2 separate regions of the Mus musculus genome follow, and region 2 is linked to region 1. Evidence: chromatin loops called from intact Hi-C (ENCODE). Cell type or tissue: heart. All regions are shown on one strand.

Region 1 (8,000 bases):
CTGGGAGCTTGTGGGGCACTCATTGTAAGACTCTGCTAGGCCTTCAGTATTCCCCGTCTCTAGCGCCCATGAGCTGATTGTCCAAAGGAAGTAGGTTTTCCACACATCTGATTGAAAAAAAAAAAAAATCTCAGGCTGTCTCCTTTCTGTAGGGGCCAGGTCTAGCGCTCTGTGGCCTAAAGATGGTTTTGTGCTCAAGAGAACCCAGCCCTGTCAGGGAATTCTTGCTTGTGTCTTTTGTCCTTTCCTAGACCCTAACTAGCCCATCTTTGAGGAGATAGGAGGTAGTGCCTGGGAAGTCCAAATGCCTGCATACTCTCGGGTCCTAAGGCACCTGCCCTGGGTCAGAGCGGCCAGTGTCTAAGTCAACTTGCTCCACAGCGACCGATCAACCGTGGAGCTGGCACGCGGGCGCGCTGTCAGGTTTGGAGACGTCTGAGATTGGAGAATGCACCCCCGCCCTTCTCTGAGTGAGCGCGTGCGGGAGGCACAATTGTGTGTGGCTGTGATTCGCTGCACTTTAGATGGCAGTTATCAGCCAGACTGAGCGCCCTCAGTCCGGAGCACAAATGCCTCATACCCCAAATTACTTTTCCTCTGTCTCTTGCCCACCTCAAGCTGGTGCACTGTCCAGTCCTGTCCTCGTGGGGTCCCAGTCCCTTTAACCTAAAACCGATGGCAGGAGCTCCCGCCAGTTTCTAAGCAGCGGAGGCTACCGATTCCGGCGGAGGCGGGGGGCGGGGAAAGATGACTGAGACTTTAGGATTGGCCCCGCCGGGTGCATGTGGCCCCCGGCGAGCAGCCTCCACCCCCGCCCCGCAACCGCCGCCGCATTCCCAGGGGAGCGCGGAGGAGGAGCCGCTCCCCAACTTCGTGGCCCACGAAGGGGTGGGGGTCAGGGGCGGTCTCCCTTGCCCTGTCCGTCTCTGCCCCGAAGGTGCAGTCTGCTTCCAGAGCAGCCATTGCCATGGAGACCCCTGAAGCTATAAAGCCAGGTATCTAGGCGTCGGGCACCTCAGGAGCCGCCGAGCCCCCCAAGTAAAAAAGCAAGCGTCCCGGCCCCCGCAAGAAAGGAGGAGGCGGGGAGAGGCTCTGGGAGCTGGAGGAGCGGCGCTCCCCGCCGAGGCAGGAGGCAGGCGCGCCAGGCGGGAGCCACCCGCTCAACAGGGGAGCAGGGGCTGCCCGGGGTGCGGGTGAGTGGCGTTGCTCCAAGCCACGAGGGACCAAGGGGCGTCGGATACAGGGAAGAGGGCCCAAGAGTTGAGGAGGCCGAGCTTGGAGCTTGAGCGGGAGTCGAAGCAGCCAGCAGCCCACACCTCCAGGCGTGGGGGGCCAGGGAGGAAAAGCAAGACGCCCTGGGAGCGGCGAGGCAGCCGAGCGGTAGGGAGACCTGAGCGGGAACTGCAGGACACTTGGTTGCAGCCACCTACACGCCGCTTGGAAAGAGCGGTACCGGTGTCCGGGCCGGGGCCGTAGCCCCGTGGGGTGAGGGAACAGGGGCGCCCCCGTGCGTCGGACTTCCGGGGCGCGGCGGCCGGAGCCATGCTCAAGCCCAAGGACCTGTGTCCCCGAGCGGGGACGCGCACCTTCCTTGAGGCCATGCAGGCCGGCAAAGTGCACTTGGCCCGTTTCGTGCTGGACGCGCTGGACCGCAGCATCATCGACTGCCGCGCAGAGCAGGGCCGGACGCCGCTTATGGTGGCCGTGGGGCTGCCGGACCCCGCGATGCGCTCGCGCTTCGTGCGACTGCTGCTGGAGCAAGGTGCAGCCGTGAACCTGCGGGACGAGCGGGGCCGCACTGCACTCAGCCTGGCCTGCGAGCGAGGCCACTTAGACGCCGTGCAGCTCCTGGTGCAGTTCAGCGGCGATCCGGAGGCGACGGACTCGGCGGGCAACAGCCCGGTGATGTGGGCGGCGGCGTGCGGCCACGGGGCGGTGCTGGAGTTCTTGGTGCGCTCTTTCCGCCGCCTGGGCTTACGCCTTGACCGCACCAACCGGGCGGGCCTCACCGCACTGCAGCTGGCTGCCTCCCGCGGCCACGGGACCTGTGTGCAAGCCCTCACCGGGCCTTGGGGTCGGGCAGCCGCTGCGGCAGCGGCCCGGGGTTCCAACTCCGACAGTCCCCCTGGCCACCCTGCCCCGGCGCCCAGCCCAGAGCGGCGACGACCCAGTCCCCGTCGTTTACCGCGCCCTCTTTTGGCACGGTTTGCGCGAGCTGCCGGCGGCCACGGTCACGGTCACGGCCATGGCCACGGCCACGGAGGCGAGCTTGCCTCTGCTGGCAAGGGCTCGGTCCGTTATAGGGCACAAGGCAATGAGAGACCAGAGTTGGGCCGGAGCATGAGCCTAGCTCTGGGTACCATGACCGAGGAGGAGACAGCACGCCTTAGGGCAGGAGCTCTGATGGCTCGACCAAACTCACCCCAGTCTTCGGGGAGTGGGCGGTGGCGTTCGCAGGAGGTGCTGGAGGGAGCGCCACTGGCCTTAATGCAAGCCCCGGTCGGCCTTAGTCCTCATCCCGAGGGCTGCCCCGGCTCTGGCCGCCTGGGTTTGCGCCGACGGTCCACAGCTCCAGACATCCCCAGCCTGGTCGGGGAGGCTTCAGGGCCTGAGAGTGGCCCAGAATTAGAGAACAACGCTCTGCCTTTCTCAGTGCCTGGGCCAAAGCCTTGGCAGGCGGGCACAGAGGCTGTGGTACTGCAGGCTCAGCGGTAAGGAGCACGAAGGTCGCGCCCTGTAAAGTTCACTCTGTCTCTAGCTACTGAGATGTCTCCCATTCTTCCAAGTCCTCCCTTTCTCTGCAGTTTTCTGCCCACCCTTTGTCCCCACTGCTAAAGGGAGATTTCCTGTAGTCCTCCACCAGATGTAAGAAAGAGATCCCATCTTTTTGCTCTTTGGTATTTCCCACGTAAATCTCCCACCTTCCTCCAGCTTGATTTCCTTGTCCTGGGGGAAAAAGGAGGTGTGAACAACGGCTGCTTCTGTGGGCTTCAGCTTTCTAGCCGGAAAGGTGGATGGCTCAGGCCCAGCCCCAGCCTTGAGGTTCAACTGCCTAGGCTCGGTACCCGCAGCATCCCTTGCCTATTTTTAACTTTTCCTATCACCTTGGCAGCCAGGTAACGGCAGAGCTGGCTTCGGAAGAACAAGGGCCCAGGCGGCTGTGCCTGCTGATGCTGACCATAATAGTTTGACAAACTACCAAAGTCTCCCTTCCCTGTAAGTGTTGGAAGAAAGGAGGAACTAACGTGGCCACGTAAGCTTTTTGGACAAGAGGGCTGATTATGAAGGAATCCAATGGTTAAGGTTTTCTGAGGCAGAGACTCAAGGCAACAGGAATATTTTGAGACGCAATGCCCCCTTTAGGTGTTTACCAGCTTTCCCTTCTGGGAAATCAACTTCCTTTGACTCTGTCTCAGTCAAGACTATGGGATCTAACTTCATTGATACTGGTGGGTCACTGCTTCCCCAAGCCCCTACTAACTCTTGGCTTCTGGGCCTGCTTGACCCCCCAAATGATTGCGTTTGAATTTCATCTTTGAGGATCAATGTTTTCCCTTCTCCTGGCCCAGCCTTACTTATATTTCCACTTAGTCCCAGAGGCCTGAAATGGAAAGGACATAGCACCCCACCCCCTCCTTCCTCCCAGCTCCCCCATTCCACACGTGGGTGCTCCAAGAGGGTGGAACAGCTAGGAAGGATTTTTGCTTAATTGTATTTCTCCCAACCCTCAAAAGAACTCGTGTTTTGAGCCTTTGTGTATGAAGCAGAAAGCAGCAGGTCTGATCCGAGGCTTAAGAACCTGACAACGTCTCTTTAAATAGCACCTCAGCGAGGGGGATAATTGACTGTAGTGTTTGCCACGTTAAACGGCGACGGGCGCGGGAGTCGAGAGCCCACACGAACTGCAGGTCCCGGTCTAAATTACATCAAACTCCCGAGAGAGCATAGGAGGGGGCTGCTAAACGTCTCCTGCTTCTTGCTGGGCTGTTAATGGAGGGCAGGGCAGATGATGGATGCTAGATCAAGACCAAAGACCCCTGCCTGGGCCCCACCGCGTGGGATGCTGGCCCAGCCCAGCTTCCAGCTTTTATTACTGGGCAGATTAGTGAGTCAGAGGCAACTGTGGAGAAGTAGTTAGGCCCCCTCCCCGCGAAGTCTTTTGTCCTCTCCATCTCCGCCCCTGCCCTCCAACACTGTACCTCCTCAGAGAGAAGGCGAAGAAAGGAGTTTGACAGATTGCATGCTCTACGACCCCAGTGTCAGTGCTAACTCCTGGTGGAAAATCTGTACCAGCAGGGTGGGGTAAAAACTCCTGCTTCAAAGCAGTGAAGGTTTTCTGGCCGTGATAGTACCTCGGGTTTCTAGTTGTGAACCCCGAAGAGTGAGCATTTAAGTCCCTCACTTGTCTGCGATAAAGTCTTTGAAGACGTTGATCTTTGTGGAAGATCGTCTTTGTGGAAAGGTTTCTCACCAGTATCTCTGAGAGAACTTCCCAGAGAGAATGCTGGTGCTCAGAAACTGGGTCTGCGGTTGAAGCGTAGGAAGTCGGAAACCAGTTTTTGCAGGGGCCAGAGAGCTCCGCAGTTCCTGCCCTCCCTCGCTAACGTCCGAGGCCGCGCGCCAGCCCACATTTGGGACCGTGATCCTTGCTGCCCCCTAGTGGCACCTCTGCATTCTCCCCGCTGCGCCCCGGGAGCTCAGACTTGGCTTTCTTCGGGAGATCATTGATGTGTAACTTCTCCCTCTGTGTGCTTTTTACCCATAAAGCGTGTTCCTCTTGTAAAATATTAAATCCGGATACTTGAAGTCACTTCACTTCAATGAAGTGAGGAACAGTGAACAAGGAAAGTCAGCACTGGGTGTGGTAAGAAGTGCTCAGAAGCCCAGCAAAGACCCCTTTACCAAGAACCCCAAGTTATTTTGCAAGCTAAGGCTACTGTTGGAAGATCGCCTGCTGTCTTTAGAACAACTGGAGCTGCCAACCCTTATGACTTCTGAGCCTTGACCTGACCATTTGTGTTGTCTTACGACAGTTGCTATTCATTCTGGGATGATCTCTCTGCCACCCCACCCCACCCGGACACACACAGACACTCCTGGCCTCTGTCCCACACACCTGCACACATACACCTGCCTTTTCTCACCCCGAGGGGCAGACGAACAGTATACCACAGTGTCTGAAAAGTCAGAGGAGGTCAGGGCTGGGACACTCCAAGTGAATAGTGTTTTTCCTCTGACCCTTCGTCCCTCACATTCTATTTTCAACTATGTTTACTTTTAGTGACTTTTTTAATGGTGTAAGGATACAATTTTTTGGCTTACAAGCACCGTGGCATTTGGCTCACACATTGTGTCAGGGGTGCTGCCAACCATCCAGTGTCACTGATATGTACCCTGTGGGAACGTCACTTTGGTCAGTCTCTGTTGGGTAAATGATTGCTCTTGTCTGTGGTCTGTGGAGTTGCTGGAACATGGGTGGTTGAAAATGGTTTTTCTGATACACTGTAGATCTTTCCCATCTCAACTGAGTTGTGGGCCTTGTTGTCTGCCCTTAGCCTTAGCTAAGCCTTAGCAGGCTCTGTACAGAACTCCAGCACACTTCACTCGCTCTGGACTTCCTGTTAGCTCTAGGTATACTGAGGCTGTGGTCCTCCCTCGTCCCCTCCTGCAGTAGGAAAAGACTTTGCTGCATATTCTGCCTTTCCTGTTATTGTCGTCATCATCGTCGTTGTGAAGAGTCAGTCACCCCAGCCACTGGCACTTAGCGCTGGTTGGTGTGGAAGGGTATGAAGGACGTTGGCACATGCATTTGGAGCGATGTGCTGAAAAAGACTGGCAGGGGAGGCACAGCTAATAAACCCAGTGTTGTTGCATTGGAGACCTGGCCTCTCTTTGCCTTCCTGCTCACTGCTGCCTCTTGGCTTCCTTTGAAAAGATGGAAGCACACACTTGATTTGGAGGTACTTCCTACCTTCATCAGCCCTGGCCATGGCCATTCTACAAGTCATGGGGGCTGCTTCTCAATGAACCAATGAACCGCTGCTGGGGCTGGGGCTGGGGCTGGGGCTGGGGCTGGGGCTGGGGCTGGGCCTGGGCCTGGGGCTGGGGCTGGGGCTGGGGCTGGGGCTGGGGCTGGGCCTGGGCCTGGGGCTGGGGCTGGGGCTGGGGCTGGGCCTGGGCCTGGGGCTGGGGCTGGGGCTGGGGCTGGGGCTGGGGCTGGGGCTGGGGCTGGGGCTGGGGCTGGGGCTGGGGCTGGGGCTGGGGCTGGGGCTGGGGCTGGGCCTGGGCCTGGGGCTGGGCCTGGGGCTGGGGGGGCTGGGGCTGGGGCTGGGGCTGGGGCTGGGGCTGGGGCTGGGGCTGGGGCTGGGGCTGGGCCTGGGGCTGGGGCTGGGGCTGGGGCTGGGGCTGGCTCCTTGCTCCAAGTTAAGTGGTTTCAATGAGCACTGTTTTGAGTATAGAGCTCAGAAAAGGAAGATTGGAATCACTGTCGGAGTAAAAGTTAAAAGATATTTTTGCCACTTCCCAACCCCAGGGCTAGAACCCAAGTCTCTGGTCACTTCCCTACTCTTTTGAAATGTCAGAGTCCTTCAGTTTTAAGAAAGGAACATGGGCTGCTTTCGGGGAACTTTCTATGGGCAGCCTGAAGACCAGGAGAAGGGAGAAACCAACCTTGAATGAGGCCAGTCTCTGTGGCCTTGGGTTGCTAGGGCCCTCCCCCACACCTCCGCCTGGTGGCTCCTCGGCCCTGACCAGAGCCTTCTTCGCCCTTTCTTCCAGCCCCAGGGCCTTCCACGTCCCGGCTCCTCCTTCCTCGGCCCTCATTCTAGGTGTCCAAGCCAAAGAAGCTGGGTGATTTGTGGATTCAAGTAACCACAGAGGAGCCCTACCAGGCACCCACTCCAAGGGCATCCAGTTCCAAGAAAGCCTGGCTCCAATCCCAGAGAATGAAAAACCCAAAGGTTCGAACATTTAGTTTAATTTAAAACAGGCACAAGTGCAAACAAGTCACAAAAATGTCTAGGGAAGGATGCTTTTGTTTTTTTAAAACTCTGACCCTTAAAAAAAAAAAAAAGACCTTGCAATTTTTTTTTTTTTTTGCCCTAATGCAGGTCATCAGGGAACAGAGGAGTCTAAAAATATTATCTGGATCGGGTCCAGACACTAGAGTTCTTCCTTGGCATTCCCTGTCTCACAACAGCCAGGAAGGTGGGAAGGGAGGGAGGTCAAGGAGGCAGGGAAGTATCAACAGGACAGCTGGGGCAGCAGGCTCACAGAGGAGGTGCCCATCCCTCGCTCGGCATGAGGGACCCCCTCCGGGAGGTGGTTCACCTTTCTGTCCCAGCCCAGGGTTCTGAAAAGGAGGGGTCCCTGATCTGGCCGCTAAGAAGTTGCTGACAGGTAAAACAAAGTTTATTCCCTTACTATTCCTGCCTCAGTATGGGAGAAACTCAGAAACTTTGAGGGCCCCCAGCATGTGTTAGACTTGACATACACACACCCCTTCCCTGTTTAGGTAATAACATGAGACTTGAGAGGCAGAAAGCCAGGTCCAAAAAGCAGATTCCTTCAGAATGGAGCTTGGTAGAAAAGAGGTGGACAGCTCTTCTGAGGCTCTCTGTGGGTGACTGGAAGGACCTGGGCCACTGGGGGAAGTTTACACACACACACACACACACACACACACACACACACAGAGAGAGAGAGAGAGAGAGAGAGAGAGAGAGAGAATGTTCTCTACATCCTGGACAATGGAACCACGTTTACTGCCAACCCCACTCTCTCTCAGAAGATTCCCCCCTGGCTGCTCTCATGGTCTACACACAGGCTATTCACAGTTCCGTAGAGGTTTTCTAGGGCGAGGCAGTGCCAGGGAACAGACAGGAAACAGGTGCAAGTGGGGCTTCCAGAAGTCAGACCAGAGGAGGAAGAAGGATTCAGGCAGCGAAATCCTTCCCCGTGGCCCTCTGGGACTCCAGGGTTTGAAGCTTCAGTTGAGAATA
Region 2 (8,000 bases), 59 kb before region 1:
CATCCGGCAGGAAGGGAGGAGGGTACACAGTGGCATTTGCAAGCAGGATGGGAACTCAGGAGCTGCAGAGATGGGGGTGTGGGGCCAGGGGCGAGAGCCTGGACAGCAAAGGGCCTTAGCATGGTGGCTAGAGACCGGGGTGGGGGTAGATTATGGTGAGGGGAAATATCTGAGGCCTGGTCAGTCAGGGACATAGGGGATGCCAGAGTTTGTGACACTCATGTCAAGGCCTGGAAGTCAGGACCACATAAGAACTGAAGCTGACCTAGGCACCCCTGGGCAGAGACTGGCCTCGGCTGTGTGAAGATACTTACTTGGGGAAGGAGTCTGTGTCCTTTCTTGGGATCTGAGAGTCTGCAAATGTTATCCTGGGAGTGTCAGGATGAAAGGGCTCTGTGAGAGGATCCCAAGGGAAGAGGGCTGCTAACTGTTCCCAGCTTCTGCTGGGTTAAGGACCCCATAGAAAGGCTCCTTTTAGCATGGTAGGGGTCTGGAGACCCAGAGAGTTAGGCCTCCAGGAGTGGCCATGCTTGGAGTACAGAGAAAAGCACATTCCAGCTCAGAAACCAAATGGGGGAGAGTGGCATTTTGGGTCTGTGGTGGTGTGAGATGGCCTTGGGGAGGAGGTTTCTCACTCTTATCTAACGACTTAAATGCGCTGACTGGACAGCCAGCAGGAAAGCAGAGAAACGCCCCGAGGGAGGGCCGTCAGCCATCGTGTGGAACCTGCATCTCTTGCCTTTTTCTCCTAGTGGGAGGGATGAAGACCCAGCTATCCCATTTGTGGGCACACACAGGCGGGCGGGTCTTACTGGGGCTCAGGATCACAGGTGAAAGTGGGCCCTTCGTGCCTAGATCTCCTGTGCGAGGACACTGAGGCAGGGCAGGGATATGTGCTAGACAAGACCAGCCGGCTGCTGGTGCCCCGGTCCTCGCCCTCTGCGAGTGGAAGGGTGGGGGTGGCGGCTAGGCGTTCCTGGCTGGGAGCCCAGAGCGCTCTTTTGTAATCACAACATGATCTCTTGTGCTGAGCAGCGAAGCAGAAGCCGGCAGGGAGAGGCCGACAGGGCCGGCTCTGGTGGCTCCAGCTTCCCTCCAGCTCTGGCTCCCGGGAGCTGTTTTGAAATTCTCTCAGCGCCTGGTATTTCCATGCATTTGGCCGTGAGTGGCACCTCCTCTTTGGCAGGGGGGCTTCTAGAGGATGGGAGGGAGCTAAGCTACGAAGCAGCCACATTCTGGGGACAGCTGGTGGCAGCTGGGCCTGGGAGAAAGAGAGCCACGAGGAGGCAGGTGGTGGGCCGGGCAAGGCGCTGAGCAAAACATAGACCCCACAGCCAGACAGAGAAGAACCGCAGATCTTGATGCAGAGGCATGGCTCGGCCCAGAGTTGCTCCCAGCTGGGCCTGCTGTTCTCCTGCCCCATCAGTCAGCAGCTCAGACCTGGAGGGCTCGCGGAGCCCGTGGGAGCTGCTCTCTCCTTCGGACTGGGCACAGGCTTAGGGAGTGGGGTCCGGTGCCTGGGAGGCCAGAACCAAGCTAAAGCCTGTCTCTGTGTGTGTGGTTCTAGATTTGGGAGGCAAAGTGTCCCCCCTCGACCTCCTGAATCCCCTGGCAGCTTCCCAGTCACGGCAGGTTCGGCTGCCAGAGCCATTTTTAACTCTCATTCCAGACTGTGCTCACAGCAGAACCCCCTGGGGAGCCAGGGGGAGGGGCAGCCTGCTGCTGGGAGCCGAGGCCCTGGGTATGAAACCCTGACCTGAGCCCTCAGTAGGCAAACTGGCAGACAGGCCTCACTGGGGTGGGGTTTGGCCCTCTGTAGACCATCTTCCTAAGAAACCTCTTTCACCCTGGGTGCTGTAGCTTGGGGCTAAAATCCGTTCCTTGTATTGGGTTCCATGCCTTCTACAGGGGCCCCACAAAGCCGAGTCCACAATGCGCCGGCATGAGGAAAAAGATGCCGAGCTGGACCGTAGGATAGTTGCCTTGCGCAAGAAGAACCAGGCCTTACTACGAAGGTACCAGGTGAGTGTGTTGTGTCGGCTGAGAGGACTCCTGTGGCTGGGGTCCCTGGCTACCTTCAAAAGGCTGTTTACACAGTGGGTTCTCTCTGAGGGCCTTAGCCCATGCCCCCATCAAAGTCTTGGGCACTGGTGATGTGGTGCCTCTGCCCCCTGGTGTCCCATTGGTGTTTTTCTGTGTAGGCCTGTCAGTGTCTGTGTGTCTGTGAGCCTGGGGGGCCATGGCCTTGCTGACTTCAGGCCCTCCCACAGGAGATCGAGGAAGATCGTCGGCAGGCGGAGCAGGGGGGCATGGCTGTGACCACTCCAGGGCTCCTCCAACCCGACAGCCTCACGGTCACCATCAGCCAGGTTCCCGGTGTAAGTCTCACCTTGGAGACAGGCAGGGTTGAGGCCTGGACCATGCCTGGGGTGTTAACACTATCCCATTTCTCCTAATTGCCTTTCTGGGTGTCTCCCAGCAACAACAGACCTCCCAAGCTATTGCCATCTTCTCCAAAGGGCCACAGATGAAAGGCTACCAAACAGAAACCTTTGAACAGACTTTCCCAGTCCTACAGCTCTGCATGTAAACCCTATGTGCAGAGCACAGCCTTCTCCTTACCCCAGACCCTGAGGCCGAAACCCTGCAGGAAGCAGAGGAGGGAGAAGTCTGGGCTGTAAGCAAAAGAATCAGTGTCTTAGAGATAAGGCCATATTGTCTGCATACTCTGGATTTTTTTTTTTTTTTTTGATTCAGAGATGACAAGCCCTTGTGGCATCTTGGATCCCTCTGTTGGCTCTGAGCTCTGAATAACTAATGCCATTGGCATGTGAACTCCTGAAGGGCCAAGCTTTGCCACGGGCATTCCAGGGAGGCCTAGGGCTGGAACCCAAACCTAGGGAACCCCTCCCCCCAGCACCCAGCACCCAGGTTCTGCTCAGGATGACCCATGTGGCCTGAGGACACAGGCATCTCGCTCTGCAGGAGAAGAGGGTGGTCAGCAGAAACTGGGCCAGGGCGCCCCTTTCACCTGGAGTGACTACCACACTGACAGATGATGAAGATGCTGCAGACGCACCGGGTACTTTCAGCATGGGGCACCGGGTGGAACTTGCTGTCACCATGGAAAACAAAGCCAAGGTGAGCAGTTGAGACTTCCAGACCTCAGGTCTCCCTCCCTTGGCTCAGCCATGATGCCCATCTATACCTTCTCCAGGCCAAAAGGATAGTAAGTGAGAAACCCACGACCCAAGCGCGGAGCCCAAGGGCAAAGGGGACATCTGGAGGAGGCCGGAGCTGGCGTGCACCCTTGCAGATGACTTCCAGCTCAGATTCAGCAGGGAAGGTACATCTTCAAGCAGGGGTAGGGACACAATCCCTATTTGGAGAAGGCAGAGAAACTAAGTAAGGTATGTCCCTTGCCTGGGCAAACCTGGCCTAGGCACCACCTGTGAGAATTCTTACCTTCTTCCCCTTCTCTGGCCAATATCCGCTTTGGGTGTGCCTTGCAGTAAGAAATAATTAAGCCAGATATATTATCCAGCCATAATATGATCGATGACTCGACTCTAAGGTGTCAGAGGGATGTGTAGGTGACTGGCTATGTGCCAGCTGTGACCTCTAGGTGGCAGCAGCCCCTTGTAATTGTTCTTGATTTTGCTCACCGCCTATGGGTGCCCCTCCTATCTAGGGCCGGTCTGGTCTATCCACACCAACAACTCTAAGAAAAGGGACGCCTCCTTTCACAGATAAGGACATAATACTCAGAGAGGTTAAATTACCTGTCTCAAACTGGAAGTGAACACGTGGATGCGTGCAAAAGGTCCACAGCAAGCACAGCATGCTGGAGACGAGACAGACCTAATTATGTACTGGGAAGTAGAGACCGTGAGAGAGGAGCTCCATTCAAATCTTCTCTCTACTTCTCCCCCATGATATTAAGTGTCTTCCCCTTGCAGGGTGTTCTGGAGCCCCGGAGTCCAGGCGTGGTCTCAAGTCCACCTCCCCAACAGTCCTTGGGGCTGTCCCCTGAGGCCAGCTGGGACTACACGCAGTGGAAACAAGAGAGAGAGCAGATTGACCTGGCCCGCCTTGCCCGGCACAGAAACCCACAGGGTGACTGGAGCCGCCCGTGGGACCTGGACAAAGCCAAGTCCATGTGGGTGGCATGGCTGAGCAGCTTGCTGTGACTGTGGGACTTGGGTAGGGCTAACTATGGGTGCCTCTTGGAGGGAAAAGACTTTTCGTCAGACCCTGGTCCCAGGGTTTTGTGCTCTGCCTCTTTCTTGGGACCACAACTCTGTGCTGCCCTGAGCTATGGGGTTAGAGGAGACAGTGTCTGGGTGGAGTCTGATGCAGCCTCTACCCACATTGCCACGAGTGACGTAATGCCCTTCTCTGTCTACACAGGCCACAGAACTGCCACAAGCCTAGGGACAGGGACCTGGCCATGGGCAGCAGGAAGGGTGAGCTGATCCCCACCTCATGCTCGTGTGCCTTGTTTGTTTTTGGAGAGTCTTAGCCCAGGCTGGCCCAGAACCCATGATCCTCTTGTCTTGTCTAGGATCCTACTACCCTGTCTCTTCATCAAAGATGAAAAGGGACACGGAAAAAAAGTCTGTCCTTCCTTCCCCTCCCACACTCTCTAGTGTTTTCTGAGCTACGGCTTGGGCTAGATTCAGTGGGAGCCGAACTAGGTCTTTCCAGATGTCATTCCTTGTGGGGTAAAAGTCCTGTCGGCCCTCCTGAGCTTGCTGTGGGAGGAGTCCTGTGACTTTCTGGTGATTCTTCATACACAGAGCCTAGGGGCCAACGAGCTGACCGAGTCATTTAGCTGGGCAGTGTAAACACAGTCCAGGGCCCCAGGCCAGGGGAGGCTTTTCTGCAGAGGTAGCGTGGGCTTTGGGAAGATAGAACTCCTAAGGGAAGGAAGGACCATTGGAAGCTTCCTGGTACTAGAGAGCTCCGGTGTCTGTTTTAGATTCTTTGACACTCCCACCCCATTTACTTTGTTTCCCTTTAGGTCCTAGGACCCACCAGAAGCCTCAGCACCCACCATCATCCCTGGATGGAAAATGTGAGTTGGGGGCAGGAAAGGAGCAGAATCGCTTCAGCTGGTGAAGGCAGTTGGTACAGCCCTCCATCCTCCATCATGTCTTGCAGGTCGGGGTGGACAATCTGGAAGACCCTCGATGACATCCACCATAGGCAGCAACGCCCAGGGGAAGGAGAGGCTAACTGGCAGGGCCCGAAGGTAACAGGGGACAGGGGACAAAATCAAGGCAGGTATGTAGGTGTCCTAATTTCCTGGACTGGCCCAGGTCCCTCTGCTCCATCCCCAGGGCCCCTGATTCCTGGTTGCTTGTTGCCTGCCACAGGTTAATGAGATACCAAGAAAGGACACCAGCAGAGGTGGTAGTGGTTAAGAGCCTGGTGCCCAGAGGCTGTGGTAATTACAACAGCACACTTCCCCTGGGATGTGAGGTGTGCCTTTCCCAGGCAGAGCATGCAGGAACATGCCCGGAGTCCCCATGGATCTCAAGGTGCAGCAGGCTCAGCCATAAACAGCAGCTGGGGACCTGGGGTGGATAGTCAGAGGAAATGGCTAGGTTTGATTGAGAAGTAAGGTCAGGCTGGGTAGGAAGCATCTAGAAGCCTCCCTGGCTGTACTCAGAAACCACTGGGCTTTAGCTTCTCCCTGGGGTGCACAGGCCACGAGCTATGAAGGGGGTTACTTGAAGCAAGGTGGAGCCTGGAACAGGCCCTGCTACTTGCTGTGTTTCTGCAGGTATGACATGAAAGAAGATGAGATGCTGCAGAGCCAGGAGGTAGGTACTTAGGACAGGACAGGACAGGCTGGGGACAGAAGCCCCAAATTTACTACCCAGCTGGGCTATTCTTTTGCTTCAGGGAAGCCAGAGCAGCACGAAGACTCCCAGTGCAGAGGAAGAATTCGTACAGAAGCGGAATGAAAGGGAGCCAGACAGACAAGAGACCGTGCCTGCAACCAGCCCAATTCCAGCCTCCCCAGAGGGGCTAAAAGGAGAGTCGGGGACCTCTACAGCCAGTTTGGCCCCAGACTCTCCACAACATTCTGACTTGGCTCCCCTCGACCTCTCTGTGGGAGGAGCTAGCAGCCGCAAGCCTGGAAAAAGTACATGTATACTCGGTCCAAAGGCTGGGGCTCAGCAAAGTCCAGTGTCATGGCCAAATGGTTCTGAGCAGCAGACCCTGGGGTGCACTGACCACCAGCCTGGGCTGGAAGTCCACAGTTGCACTGAGTCACAGAGGAAAGCACAGACCCCAGAGCCCATGGAGGACAGGGCTGGCAAGGCTGGGGCCCAAGAGAATCTGACACCAAGAAGCAGGCCCCCCAGAGGAATTGGCCCAAGGGCAAGAGGCACAAGTAAAAGAAGCAGGGCAGGAGGTCCTGGCCCTGCAGGAAGATGCTGAGTAGAGCTCAGGAGAGTTGGGGAGCTAGGCTGCGAAGGGGAGAACTCAGTCAAGAGTCTTCTGTGTGGTGGGAGTTACGGCTGCTGGTGGGAGTCTGGTACCTTTCTGGTTGAGCAATGCAGCAAAATTCCACAGGGACACCATGTAAGGGCCTCTTATGCATACCTCTACACTAGTGGGTTTCTACATGTAGTCAAGGCTCTTGGTGTATTGGCCAGGCTGGGATCTCTTGTTCAAGGCTGGTATCCCTGTCCTGGTCTTACCTAGGCCATAGGCATTTCCCACCAAGCAAGATTTGGTAGGAGCCCAATACATGGATCTCCTGGCTCCTTATAGTTCGTCATTGCCAACTCTCCCTCTCCAGTCACAAGCCTTCAGGCTCCTGAGCTCTAGGCAGTCTCAAAGCTGGCATGGCCAGCCTAGCCCCTTTCTGATAACCATGCCTTTCATCCAGGTGACTCACAGTTCTGCTCTTCTAAGATGGCCAAACCAGGATTTCAACAGTCGCTTGAGGCCTAGAGAAAGTGGTTTGGGGCTCATGGCTGACAGGAACACACATGGAGAGGAACAGAAAAACCCAAGGCTTCTTGGGGGGACAGGGCATCCAGCAGGGCTCTTTGAACTGTGCTAGGATTCTCCTTTTGCCACGGGAAAATGAGAGAGCTCACTAGTAGGTGCTGAGCCTTCCTCCGCATATCCAGATCAGACATCGTGGGTGCCCTGAATAGACCCTGCAGCCCAGGGCCATTTCCTGCCCTCTCTTCCTTCTCCACTTTCCCTCACCAAGGCCATGCAAAAGCAAGCACACAGTACAGTCAGAGGATTAGCAACCTCAGCTAAGTGCATCAGGATGTGTCTTTCCAACTCCATCCAGGCCCCTCCCATGAGGCCCACGTCTGGTGAATTATCCAGACTCTGCACAAGCTGTGGCTTCCTTTTGATACAACAAACATTTCCTGAGCATCTTCTCCCAGTAATCCAGCCAGTGGGCGAGGGTGACTCTGCCAGCCGGAGGGAGGGAAGACACTCAGTCATCCAACAGCTCAAGGCTGAATGGCAAGTGCTGTTCTCATCTGTAGAAGCCTGGTAGCCCCGGGTGTGATGAGGGTAGGTGCCTGAAGAGACCCACCCTGCCTCTGCTCCCCTCTTTTGATATGGCATGTGCCCTTTGCATCTTGGTGGCACCATGCAGCCCCCTCCTCCCTTCCTCTCTACAAGGGTAACTGGGTCTTCCATAACCCTCATCTTTACACGTGAGGCCTTCAACTTGGGTTCCTGCCTTGTTCTTCCTTCCTGCCTCTTGGTTCCATGTCTATTCCCTCTACTCAGGCAAGGGTGACTGACTCTTCAGCAAGTCAGGCTGTTTAGAGAACTCTTCTCATGTTTTTGTGTGATGTGTGGTACAGGTTGAACTCAGTGGGGCTGGGGAAGGCCTGAACGTTAGCATTTCTAACATGTCCCAGGTGAGGGAGCCATGGCCTCCTTTTTGGCCTGAAGAACCCTTTGAGGAGTCAGGTTCTGGATTCGAGTGTGAAGGGTTCAGATTA

Evidence for each region. A loop is a pair of places that touch in the nucleus more often than their neighbours do. Peaks named below come from ENCODE experiments on the same cell type or tissue, not always from the same donor. Only the 100,000 strongest peaks of a DNase experiment are listed, where the experiment ranks them.
Region 2: it touches region 1 in a loop (5-fold over the local background); 5 of 42 quality-filtered maps call a loop at or near these places.

Annotation. Positions count from the first base shown.
Region 1 is chr2:118,696,981-118,704,980 of GRCm38, reverse strand. It overlaps Pak6 (p21 (RAC1) activated kinase 6), which reads right to left. Exons shown (of 11, transcript NM_001033254.3): 11 at 6,961-8,000. It overlaps Ankrd63 (ankyrin repeat domain 63), which reads left to right and starts at 1,018. Exons shown (of 1, transcript NM_001081971.1): 1 at 1,018-5,878. The coding sequence starts at 1,543. The coding sequence ends at 2,715. In heart, CTCF peaks have their summits at 1,511 and 4,677 (motif pointing left); DNase peaks (open chromatin) are centred at 1,512, 1,980 and 4,610; H3K4me3 peaks cover 3,855 bases; H3K27ac peaks cover 2,873 bases; H3K27me3 peaks cover 6,823 bases.
Region 2 is chr2:118,755,667-118,763,666 of GRCm38, reverse strand. Ccdc9b (coiled-coil domain containing 9B) reads left to right here and starts at 1,006. Exons shown (of 11, transcript NM_001001982.2): 1 at 1,006-1,161; 2 at 1,909-2,022; 3 at 2,271-2,378; 4 at 2,986-3,141; 5 at 3,218-3,346; 6 at 3,960-4,159; 7 at 4,411-4,466; 8 at 5,024-5,077; 9 at 5,164-5,254; 10 at 5,789-5,828; 11 at 5,911-8,000. The coding sequence starts at 1,015. The coding sequence ends at 6,453. In heart, CTCF peaks have their summits at 2,164 (motif pointing left) and 3,617 (motif pointing right); DNase peaks (open chromatin) are centred at 26, 976, 1,666, 2,046 and 2 weaker places; H3K4me3 peaks cover 1,656 bases; H3K27ac peaks cover 3,625 bases; H3K27me3 peaks cover 1,774 bases.